3 separate regions of the Mus musculus genome follow, and regions 2 and 3 are each linked to region 1. The links are chromatin loops, found by intact Hi-C in ENCODE. Cell type or tissue: left cerebral cortex. All regions are shown on one strand.

Region 1 (4,000 bases):
CAGGACTCTCTTGAACACACTTTTGTGTACTCGCTGGCCTCTGGGGGCACAGAGGGTATGGGTGATGGAGCTGCAGGACACAGACCCATTGCCAGCTTGCACCTGGGGAAATGAGCAGCCTGGCAGTGAGCTGTCACTGCCACCCATATCAGCATCAGCTTCTGATCTGTCCTACACTCAAGGATGTGGTGGTTTTCCCCTTCTGGTCTGGGGGCACACATGCCAACAGAGCACAAGATGACATGTCTTGCTTGTTAATGAAGCAATTTACAAATGGTGACAAATAACATTTATTGAGTTGGAGTTAAGATCTAACTTCAGTCCGTTAACTATACTCATTGAGAATGGTAAGTGCTGAGACATTGCTTTCTAATGCTGGGCCTGGTGGCCCACACCTATAATCTAAGCACTTAGGAGATGGAGGCAGGAAGACCAGGAGTTCAAGGTCACCCTCAGCTACAGAGTGTATTGGTGGCCAGTCTGAGCTTGATCTCAAACAAACAAACAAATAAACAAATCATTTTCTACTATTAGGTAAAAGAAAAGTATCTTAAAGAATAATCTTAAGCTTAAATACAATACTGTATCAATATTTTATATTAAGAGAGACATACTTTTAGTTGAAATAGACAGGTTCTATTGAAACAGGAGGACTTTTCAAAATCTGCAAAAGTATCAAGTTACCAGCACTTAGCTGATATATGTGCTCTTCAGTCTGGAGGTTAAAGTTCCAAGAGATGGTGGCCAACCTACAATCAATAGGTCTCCTTGACCAGGTTGTCAGCAGAGTTCTTGGCACTGTTCAGCATTACAAACACAGGTCCAATAGCTATTAGTCACATGCAGTGATGGGGGGAAAACGTCGTCAGTATCCGAGAACCTGTCTACCCCTACTGACTGAACGGACAGCGGTCTTTTTGGCCACCAGGATATTAAGGATGCTAGAGAAATGCAGATTAACAACCTGATCAAGAAACCTGACAAACAGATCGAAATCTTAAGAACAAAACAAAACAAAACAAATCATCAACAACAACTGCTATCCATTTCCAAACATCAGATGGGTCATGACAGACTTTGTCTCTCTGTTAACACTCGAGTTTGGGACAGTGGGAATATCATACACTAGGCTGTGGATGGAGGCTTGGCTTTCACCCTTGCCAGGAGAAGCTGCAGGGCTGAGCACAGCATTTCCTGATGTCTGTGTCTGATCTCAGTTGGTAAAATAGAGCTGGGGTACCCGCTCCCACTTAACGCAGCAAAGATGCTTTCAAAGCCAGAGGAGACAATACAGGAATTCAGATCAGACAGCACAGAACAGGACCCACCCCCTCCTGCCATCACCACTTACATAAGAACACGGCTTGCCAAAAGACAGAGTGTTAGGAAATCAGAAATCAGCAAGAGATGGAGAGATCTGCGGAGGAGAAACGAGCTGGGCCAAGGGATCAGGGCTGTGAGGTGGAACTAGAAAGAGAGAGGGGGCCAAAGCATAGCATGAATCAGCCCCGCACTGCCTGACAGGACAAGCAGAGATGTAATCTCAGAACACCGGGCCTTACAGAAGATGCTAACACTAGCGGGAGGGGCGGGGATGACAGGAAGAGTCCGACACAGGAAGGTAACACCTGGAGGAACCTGGATCTCCTGGGACTCGGAGGAGAAGACATGGAAAGAGGGAAAGCCCTATGCTGACGAAGCACAGCACACAACTCCCAAACCAGACCAAGACTTTAGCCTCAGAATCCACTTAGCTAGTCATGTGAACTTGATATGTTACAGTCTTTCAAGTGCCTGTTTGTTGGACTACATCTAAAGCTCTCTTACACCTGAAAGTTAAAAATCACATCAGACATGGTGGCCCAACCCACAATCAACACTTATTGGCTGAGTGTCTGGCACCGTGGTGAGAACATACGGCGGGCTGGTCTTTAGACGAGATATCAAAGTGCACACTGAGGGCTGGGTGGAGCCAATCCTGTGGGACCAGAGTATGGAGCAGTTACTGTCAGTGCATTTGACTCACAGTAGTAGGAAGGATGCACCAAGAGCTGAGGAGCAATACTTCTGCACACAGTGTGCGGGAAGCTCTAACTCTGTGGGAACCATGGGCTGCACTGAGCAAAGGCCCACTGTGTAGCGGTAGCAGAACAGTGGGAGAGCGGCAATAGGACTTTGGATCATAGACTCTGTCATCCACCACCATATTTATTTTCTAAGAGCCTACTACATCGTACATACTGCTATGCCCACCTAGGATACACAGGAAACAACAAAGACATCGGCCCTCATGCTGACTATAGCTCAGCCGAGGAAATGGGTATTAGCAATAAAGGTAAGTACTTAGGGTTTATTAGAGACAGAAGAGGCAGGCCAGAGAGCATGTTAGGAGCACAGGACATCACAGGCTTCACTGGGGAGGTGTCATACAACGTTAAGCGAAGGAGTAAGGAATCTGCCACGGAAGTATGGGGGGGGGGGTAACTCCCGAGTGAGATATGACGTAGGTGTCAAGAGCTTGTAGGTATGCACCTGTCAGTTCAAGGAACAGCAAATGGCTTTGGGGATCCACCTGTGCAACCCCTCCCATGCCTGCTCAGCCTCCCAATACAGGTTACCCGAGAAACAGAACTGGGGACGGGCGGGGTGCTGGAAGTGACTTCATCAGACACAGGACGTACGGAAGCTGATATTATTATTTAGAGGGATGCATACTCTGCGAATATGTGACAGCAAATACTCTCATGTTTGATTCTCATAGCAGCCCCGTGATTTTCTTCATTTCTCCTTTTTCAATGGATATCATTCGGGAAGAAGTTGAGAGTGCCAAATTCCAAAATTACTCTATTTATGAACCACCATTAACTTTCGTTGTTGAAGGGGACGCCATAGACGGGATCAGAAGGTGGCCCATTAGTTTGTTTGTAGACTGTGGGAAACATTTGTCTTATTAACATGAATTTACATGCTTTTGTTATATTCGTGGGTGTGATTATATAATGTATGAATAAATAAAACTAGCTCTTTTAAGCAGCTGTGCTTAATGGATTGCACAAAACATTGCTTAGCTATACAACGCTGATGGGCTTCTCAATGCGGCTGTTCTCTAAATATCAATGGCTTATCAATAGACTGGTGTTGCTTCATAACTGTCCCAATACACGTGTTTATGTACACTTTATTCTGGGACTGTCTAAGCTTGGCTGGTTATTAAAACAACGTAAGAGTCTAGGTACTGATTCCTGGGTCCTGTTCCAGAGCTACTGAGTCTGATTCTGTGAGATCACATACATGAAGTCTGCAGAGGGACTCTGAGCTTCCGAGATGTCAGGCACCAGCAGACTCATCGGTGACGCTGATCCCAAATGGCACCCTACGCCTACCATCTATGACCTCACATGCAGCAAGTCTAAAATCAAGGCTCTTGTCTTCACTAGCTCATCAGGGTAAACTAGCAAGATCTATGCAGTCAGTCCCACTGGCCTCCTTTGAGGCTATCATACTTAGCACTTAAGAGGAGGGCGTGTCTCACAGGGGTTTTCATCAGGCTCTTCTTGCTCATAAGCTGGTTGGAATAGAATTCTCTTTGAGTTTGGAAGAGAACTAGAAAGGTTTTTCTTAGTTCCCTTTTTCAATTTTCTCCCCAGTGTTAAAATCTCCTCTCTTAAAAAGGCCTGAGGCAAAGAGCAATACTCAAATGTGTCAGCCACTCTGTGGCCACCCTTGCCAGATGTCTCTGCAGTGTTCTGAACACCTCCCATGACACAGAATTCATGCTATGGGCAGCTGGCTATGTCCTTCTGTCTGTTCGTTAAATGTTAGTGTTAAGAATTCAAGAGTTTAAAAGTTTGCTGTGTTCAGACCTGGGACGTCTGCATCCTTCCCCTTCACAGGCCCTAACTTCTGTTTTAATTCCCACCAATATTTAAATAGGAGGGAGGGAGGGAGGAAGGGAGGGAGGGAGGGAGGGAGGGAGGAGGAGAGGGAGGGGGAAAGGGAG
Region 2 (4,000 bases), 79 kb before region 1:
TGTCTTCCATCTTAAAGGATACAAGTCTTTTTTTTTCGCCTTTGCAGGTGTCTTAATGAGCACAGTACAAATTATGTACAAAATACCCAAGACCAATTTCATAATCTTGAAGGGACAGGAGCTTTTTTGTTGTCTGAACCTGCCTGTTTATAAGTTATTTCAAGATGTCTCTGACTCCTTTTCTAAACCCTCATATCCGGAATAAACGAATTTAAAGGAGAAATAAGTTCCTTGTCCAGCATGTATTAAATACGAAATGTTGGTACTTGGTTCTTCCAAATATGAGGTCAGTGGTGTCTCAAATGTCCAATGGCAAGGACTGAAACTGGTCCTGCTCTGTCCCACCTGACCGCATGGCTTCCTGGGAACCTTGTCGCCTTGACACTGGTAAAGGACAGAGTCATTTCATTCACAGAAGAAGATACAAATACCCAACGTCATCCAGAGTAGCTTGGCCTTGGTAAACTGAGAGGCCATGTCAGTCAGTGGAAGGGATACTCTTATGTGTGGTAATCTAGGGCAGTTAAGAGCCTAGACACAACCAGAGGGCACAGAGACAGTATTCAAATTAAAATCAGAAATGAAAAGGGAGAGATAACAACGAAATATATCTTTAAATAATTATTCTGTTTGTTGAATAGTAAGAGTTGAAAATATTAAAATCATGTTCTACAAACAAACAAAAGGAGCATAGACACACTGGTAATTACTCAGGCAACACGGAAGCTTAGAGAGATAAACTTACCTTCGGCATAAGTAAGAATGAGTTGGAGGCAACTAAATGCCAGGCTAAAGGTCAGAGCTTCTCATTTGGTTTTGTGCACAGAAGTTCCTATCTCCTCTGACAGGACAGTAGAAGAAAATAAATTCCCAGCCCATAACTTCAGTGTAGTGGCTTGCTCCGTTATGCCAGTGTAGAAATATCTGATAGCCAGACACACGAAAGACTCAGGAAGTTGTCCTTGAGGCAAATAATAAGGACTTGGTCAAGCTTCCGAACCTGTGGGGAAAATCAGGGGGAAGGAGCAGGTACATCCAGTGGGAGGTTTCCACTAGTCTATAGCACAGCATAATAAATTTGGTGATAAAAACTGCACATTTCAAAATATCAGATATTACCAATATTCTCAGCAAAAAGAGATGACAAAATAGGAGAAAGTGGTCAAACCACTCACCCAGCCTGATTTTTATACATTGCATGCATAGATTCAAATATTACACTTACCCTCAAAATTAATAATTTAAATACTCAATCTCCAAACCTGGGTGTTTATATTCATGTTATTTATATTCATTTATCATAGGAACACTGGTTACTAATTTGATACAATACATTTTTGAAATCATATTAGAATTTTAAAAATGTCTATCTGTTTGCATGTGCAAATTCCTTCCCTAGAATTTTAGACTCTTCATCGACATGAGCTCTGTATGTTTCCTGATCACGTCTCTAAGGTTTACCATGCCTGCTTGGTACATATCCTGTCTGTCCAATGTAATTAATGCTTGGTCATGAGCTTGCTGAAGATGTCACACAGAAATCTTCTCCAAATTCCTTGACAATTGTAGAAGACAAAGTCATTTCAATCACAGAAGAATATAAAAGTATCCCAGTGTTGTCCCGAGTAGATTGGCCCTGTGATGAGTATTCATAGCATGCTCTATATACACCAAGAAATCTGGTTTTCTGATATGAAGCAAGCCCCACACTGCAGGTCTAACCAATGCGGGCAGGATGCTCTTAAAACACTGTTATGTTAGAGCTCTGAATTTCCTTGTTGGAGTTGGAAGGGGGCTTGCTTGTCTAAGGTTAGAATTTATAATTGGAAACCCCCGCGTTCTCTCAGAGCTGGCAATGCAGCAATGCTCATCTGCTTTGGAATCTTGAGAAGAGAAGTAAATAACAGTTAAGCTAACTTGGCTCTCGCCAGGGCGTACGTAGAGCATACTGCTTTGAAGACAAGTGGGGAAAGTCTCCACTCTACATGCGGGGCTGTGCACGCGTTTGTTTGCTGTCAACACATCAAGTTTTGCCCCTTCACTCTTCCAACGATGCTTTCTATTGTTCCCCATCTAGGGCCTTTCACTCTCTATCCATTCCAGATGGCAGTGCTCAAATCATTTTCAAACTGAATATTTTAGACCTTAAAAAAAATTAAAGATGAAATCACATGTATGGGAAACCAGGCCCTTTCTACTTCTTCCGCTATTTTGTGAAACTTATTTTTAGGATATATCGTCAATCTGGACATTTTCACACATATTTTTATCAGTTCAGCCTGTTCTGGATCACTTACCAGTCTGGTTGCTGTGGCATGGCAATGTTTTAAAAATTCTTTCTTTCTAAACAACAAAGACACTAACTGCTCAATAGCAGCACACTAGGATTTGAGAATGGGTATGCACACCCTTGGGGTACTCTTGATGGTGCACACCAGCTACATTTTAGCTTCTAACTGTCTTTAATCTTCAGTGTCATTACAACAGGATTTGGGTCCCTGAAGGCATAGAGTTTATAGCTGAAACCCAACCCCCATAGCACTAATGGAATGCTTGCGTGAGACAGCAACTGGAAGGTTATTTAAAAGATCAGAGCAAACTCTTGGTTTGTTACATGAAAGTCAAAAAGCCCCAGCTCAGAGATAGGAAGCTAGAATAAGATAAAATAATAAAAATAATCATTTAGAAGGGATATACTCGTTCGTACCGTGTACTGGATCAGGTGTTCTTCTAAGTCCTTGGAATCACATGACCTCATGTGTTGATATTATAATGTTCATTCTGCACATGGGAAAACATGATGATTAGGGAGAAATTAAGTGGCTTGTCTGTGGTCACAGCAATTGTAGATTCTGGTGCAGATTTTGGGTTTCAGTGGCTCGGTACCAGGGTTGAAACAAAGTCATTTACTCCAAGGTCGCAAAACCTCGTGGGCTGGGTCAGTAGACTCCTAACTCCATTCTATCTTTTCTTTGGTAAGGGTTTAGGATTGGTCTTATTCTGTCTCTTCTTAAGCATCCACTCCATTTTCCCACTGGTTTGCCACCTGACCACTGCCCTAATGTAAATGTTACTCTATTTCCTTCAGCTAGAGTTTAATGCTCTGAGGGCAGGACAGCCAAGAAGTCTTAAAGGTCAACCTGTGGAGCTGAGCTTAGGCTGGGCATTAATATATGCACACTGAGGGGCTATTCCCAGCTGGTTGACAAACACACTGAAGGCTTCCCTTAGCCCTCTCCTTCCAACTCCTCCAAATTCCCCACTGTGTTAGTAGTATGTGAGCCGTGGCCCAGAAGGAAAGCCCAGAGCACACATGATTCAGAGCTGTCTGTCTTCCTGAATCTCTTTGTTGTTGCTGACACCACTGAAGGTGAGGTGCATGTAGGGTGGAAATGAGGCAGACCATATGCAAGGCCTCCATCTTCATGTGCTCTAAAGCTTCCTCCCCATGCACCTGGAAGTCTCCTGCTAGACGGTGACTCTCTGCCTTCCCTCCTCTTCCCATTCACATCCCTCTCAGATAGAGAGAGTCCAGCTGTGGAATCTTCTATTCTCTCTAGAGAATACTAGTGTGGATGGAATTGTTGGAGCATCCTCAGGGAAAATGAAGCCACTAAAGATGAGAGCAAGGTGGGCAGTGAGATAGGAACATGGTTTAAACACTCTCCACAACCACATCCAAGTGGTAAGATGGATACCCCTGAATTTTTAGGTGGCCCCAGGGCTTGCAGCATGACTTTGGTAGACCAAGTGAACTTTTGTCTATGCACGCTCAAAATACTGACAATCAGAGGTGGTGGTGGTCCATGCCTTTAATCCCAGCACTCAGGAGGCAGAGGGAGGTAGATCTCTGTGAGTTCGAGGCCAGCCTGGTCTACAGAGTGAATTTGAGTACAGCCAAGTCTACCCAGAGAAACCCTGTCTTGAAAAACCAAAGGGGGGGGGGGGAAACAACCAACCAACCAACCAAAATATGCTGACAACTGTACTTTATGACTTG
Region 3 (4,000 bases), 61 kb before region 1:
AACAATACCCTCAAAATCATCTACAAAGTACAATATTATCAACTACTTATAAATTAAAACGCAGACGTCTAACTTCATTACACTGGAAATAGCTCCCAGACGTTTGGGGAAAGGAAATGCAATGCAAATCTTCTCTAGAGAGGCGAAGCATATGGAAGGTGAGGCCTTGTGAGGATTCCCCACACACAATTTCAATAAAATTGAGTTAACAACTAAAGTCCTTAAAACATGTGGAGCTCTGTGTCTGATGATGGTGACTCAGGCTTGGGACCAGGCTAGTGTCTAGACTGATGCTACTATTAAAACATGGGAGTCTTTGGACCCAGTTCAGTTCAAGACTTCTCCACTGCCTTGCAATATTTGAGCAGAGTTCTTCAGGGACACCAGGCTTTCTAAAAATAGCAAATTGAAAATTAAAAGGAAGAGAAAGAGAGAGAGAGATTTCATTCCCCACAGCAGAAATCAATAGTCCATTTATGCCTTCTGGAAGGCATGCCATATTTGGGAATAATTCAAGATGGTGTTCTGCTTTGATTTTATGAGAGCACACAGATCCTTTCTCTAGGCAACTAATTTTAGAGTATGACATGGTAAGAATCCTTCCTTGTTGTTGGTTTGTTTTCCTAATATGATCTCTTGAGGTTCTGAGTCTAAGGTAGGCACCATCTGCCAAGTGTCTTCCCTGACAGTCAAAGACCTCTTTCTCCCCTCTCCCCCTCTCTCCCCACCCCCTCTCCCCCTTTCCCTCTCTCCCCCTCTCCCCCTTTCCCTCTCTCCCCCTCCCCCTCCCCCTCTCCCCTTCTCTGCTACCTCTTTCGTGAAGTGAGTGGCTCTCTTCCACAATCTCCCTATGGTGACCATAGAGATACTTTGCCTCACTAAAACCCAAAGCAATAGGGATTCATGTCCATGGACCAAAGCTAGGATCCAAAATAAGTCTTTATTCCCTTTCAGTTGTTTCTCTTGGGCATTTTTCACAGCAAGGGGAAGCTGACTAACACAGTTAGGGTTGTTTGTTTAAACAGATTGCATCTGATTAGATGACTGTGGACTGCCTCATTTGATAGTCACAATCGTGGGCATGATGACAACCTTCATATCACAAAAGAGAAAACAGAGTCTAGAAGGAGGGAAATCATTTTCTGAAGGGGCCTTGCCATTTGGCTCATAACCCAACCCAAGCATAAGTCCGAAGCCTTTGATGCTCTTTGTGCATGGCTTAGAAGTACCAAGAAGAATGCACATTTGCTTGCTGTGGCCGCTCTCATTATTTCCTGTGATTTGAGTCTGTACCAGGCAAGCTGATGGTGACTGAGAGCCAAGCATGACTCTCTTTAATTTGTAAGCAACATATTGGCCTTATCACAAATACTTAGTAATCCTGGATTGGCAATACACATGGAGCAACAAGGAGTTGGCTCTACTTATGACACACAGTTGGGAAAACTGTAGAACAGGGCAACCAACTCCATGGCTCAAGCAGAAATCCAGGCAGAGAGAAATGTGTTCTGAGATCAAATAAACAACTATGCTTGATTGACATTTGAGTGAAACAGAATAAGGAGCTCAAAGAGTAGAGTCCAAGCCACAGTGGAAGAATGAAGCCATGTGACATCATACAGCAAAGAAGGAAGCTGGCTTCCAGGTGAATCATGCATAAAAATATAAAACTTTAATTGAAGTCACAGTCGGTACTTAAAATACCACGAAACCACTGGAAGCTCATCAAAAGTTAATTATATTTTCACCTGGAAACCCTTGGAAACCTAATGAGTGAGTTGGGCTATGAGTGAATGCCAGGTTCCCACACAATAAGGATTTAAATTATGGGACTATCCACGGGACGCAAGTGAAATTTCAAGAAACAGCAAGATAGGAATGAATAGTGCCCTTAAAATAAATCAGCCATGTTTTCAAGGAAAGTGGGGTAAGGAGCTAAAACAGATGGGGCGGGGGCGACACCACAGGACCAAGCGGTTACAGATTTAAGTGTCATGTTCAGGGGGAGACACTACAGGACCAAGCGGTTACAGATTTAAGTGTCATGTTCAGGAACAAGGACAACCTTTCTCCCCCACGAAAGATTTTCCTAGCATAAATGCTAAGTAAAAAATTCTTATGACATGATAAGAACTCCCCTTCTCCCTTCTTTTGCTTTTATTTTGGAAGTTAGTTATATATATTCTGCCTTTCCAAGTAGGTTGTTATTCAATGTTATCCCCACCCCAACCAACATTCAGAGTGCCTCTCTCCTCTCACATTCCATTGCCAAGCATTTTAGTTCATTTTGTTATGTCTTTATACCTCCATGAAGTATTTTAAGTATGCTTCATTCCTTTGGTATTATCCTGAATTTGTCTCATCTTTGAATCCATTGTTACTTCAGACTTTCCGTCTTGGGTCATTTTGTTTTGCCTGAAGAATATCCTTTAGAATTTTTCTTACTAAATATCAAAATGGAACAAACTGTCTGTTTGGGTTGTTTGAAAAGATCTTCTTTCTTTCTCTTATTCCTGAAAGATGCAATAGCTGGGTTTTTGTCAATCTTCTTCTTTCTTAGTGAATATCTGTTGTTTTCAGGCGACCACGGTGGCTCCTGGGACATGAGCAAAGCACCCGTAGCTCTTGAGAAGCTCTGACTCTGCTCTGTGGGGATCTCTAGTTTATTTTCATGGAAACACATATGATATGCTGCTGGTTTTTATTTTGCTGTATACAATAAGATATTCTCTTGCATTGTCTCAGCTCTGTTTACAAATGGTATTTTTGACCCTTTGGAGGGGGTTGTCAAACATCACTTTCAAGGGGTTGTCAAAGACCATTGGAAAACAGATATTTACATTTCAATTCATAACGGTAACAAAATTACAGTTATGAAGTAGCAATGAAAATAATTTTATGGGTGGGATCACCACAACACGAGGGGCTGTACTAGAGGACCACAGCATTAGGAAGTTTCAGAGCTACTGGTGTAGACTATAAACTCTTAGCTGCTCTCTTTAACCGCTCTGCCAGTTCCTTCTGTCTCTTGTGCACTCTGTTCACCTTGCTTATTGCTTCCCTGGTTCTTAAATCTTGTTACTCTCTCTTCAGGATTTTCCTTTAGTCTTTTAATTAAAGAAAGAAAGAACACAAAGTCAGAAAGAACACAAAGTCATGGGTTTCTTGAAGATGTGTCTAAGGATACTTTGTTTCTGTTGACCTTCCTCACCCCCACCTCAGCTCTCTGCCTACTTCCTGCTGGTAGCCCCTACATGGCCTTCATGCTATGCGTATTCCATTACTCTCCTCACTTCATACTTTAAGACCTCTTTGAGCCATTTCATGATCCCCTCCCTAGCTTCACACACACACACACACACACACACACACACACACACACACCTAATATTTATATAAGAAAGCACACCATCTTTGTCTTTCTGAATCTTGGTTACTTCACTTAATACAATAATTTCCAATTTTCTCTATTCTTTTTCTACAAAGGTACTCTTTTCTCTTCCTGGACTCATTTTTTTCCTCTCACTTTCAGTTTCATTATTTCTCTTTGGATGTCTTACTTACCTGCTTTATAATGGAGGAATATTTCATTTTCTATGTAACCAGTACTACTATCAATCTGGGATCACACTTTTGAGTGACATGTAAAAATACATGTATTTTTATTTATGTGTATTGTCTTGAATGTCTGTGTCACATGTATGTGTGTGCCCTCAAGGGCAGAAGATAGCATCAGATACCCTGGAGCTGAAGATAGGTAAGCCTCATGAGGTGGGGCACTGGGAACTGAACTTGGGTCCTACAGAAGAGCAGCAAGGGCTCTTAACCATTGAGCCCTAATTTGACATGTTTAAAGGCATAGATTATATAAATTGAGATTGTAGATTCACAAAGGGTAGTGTGTGTCCACCAATTCTCAGACTTTTCTCCTTAAACATAGTGGTTCCAGACAGTCCTTACCTTTACTGTCCTCTGGAAGAGATGGAGAGCATGGATATTT

What was found. A loop is a pair of places that touch in the nucleus more often than their neighbours do. Peaks named below come from ENCODE experiments on the same cell type or tissue, not always from the same donor. Only the 100,000 strongest peaks of a DNase experiment are listed, where the experiment ranks them.
Region 2: a loop joins it to region 1, with 2.4 times the contacts of the local background. A loop is called at or near these places in 2 of 42 quality-filtered maps.
Region 3: it touches region 1 in a loop (2.1-fold over the local background); 2 of 42 quality-filtered maps call a loop at or near these places.

Annotation. Positions count from the first base shown.
Region 1 is chr14:120,497,752-120,501,751 of GRCm38, reverse strand. All of the region lies in intron 1 of Rap2a (RAS related protein 2a), which reads right to left. Among named protein-coding and RNA genes, the nearest start is that of Rap2a, 21 kb to the right of the region's middle. In left cerebral cortex, no CTCF peak of the experiment used is centred here; DNase peaks (open chromatin) are centred at 1,367 and 1,991; H3K27ac peaks cover 1,794 bases.
Region 2 is chr14:120,576,826-120,580,825 of GRCm38, reverse strand. It overlaps Gm41252 (a long non-coding RNA gene), which reads right to left and starts at 2,298. Exons shown (of 3, transcript XR_003951156.1): 1 at 1,226-2,298; 2 at 746-1,000. In left cerebral cortex, no CTCF peak of the experiment used is centred here; a DNase peak (open chromatin) is centred at 1,850; H3K27ac peaks cover 1,315 bases.
Region 3 is chr14:120,558,572-120,562,571 of GRCm38, reverse strand. It overlaps Gm41251 (a long non-coding RNA gene), which reads right to left. Exons shown (of 3, transcript XR_874978.1): 3 at 2,943-3,107. Among named protein-coding and RNA genes, the nearest start is that of Gm41252, 18 kb to the left of the region's middle. In left cerebral cortex, no CTCF peak of the experiment used is centred here; DNase peaks (open chromatin) are centred at 1,275 and 1,948; H3K27ac peaks cover 364 bases.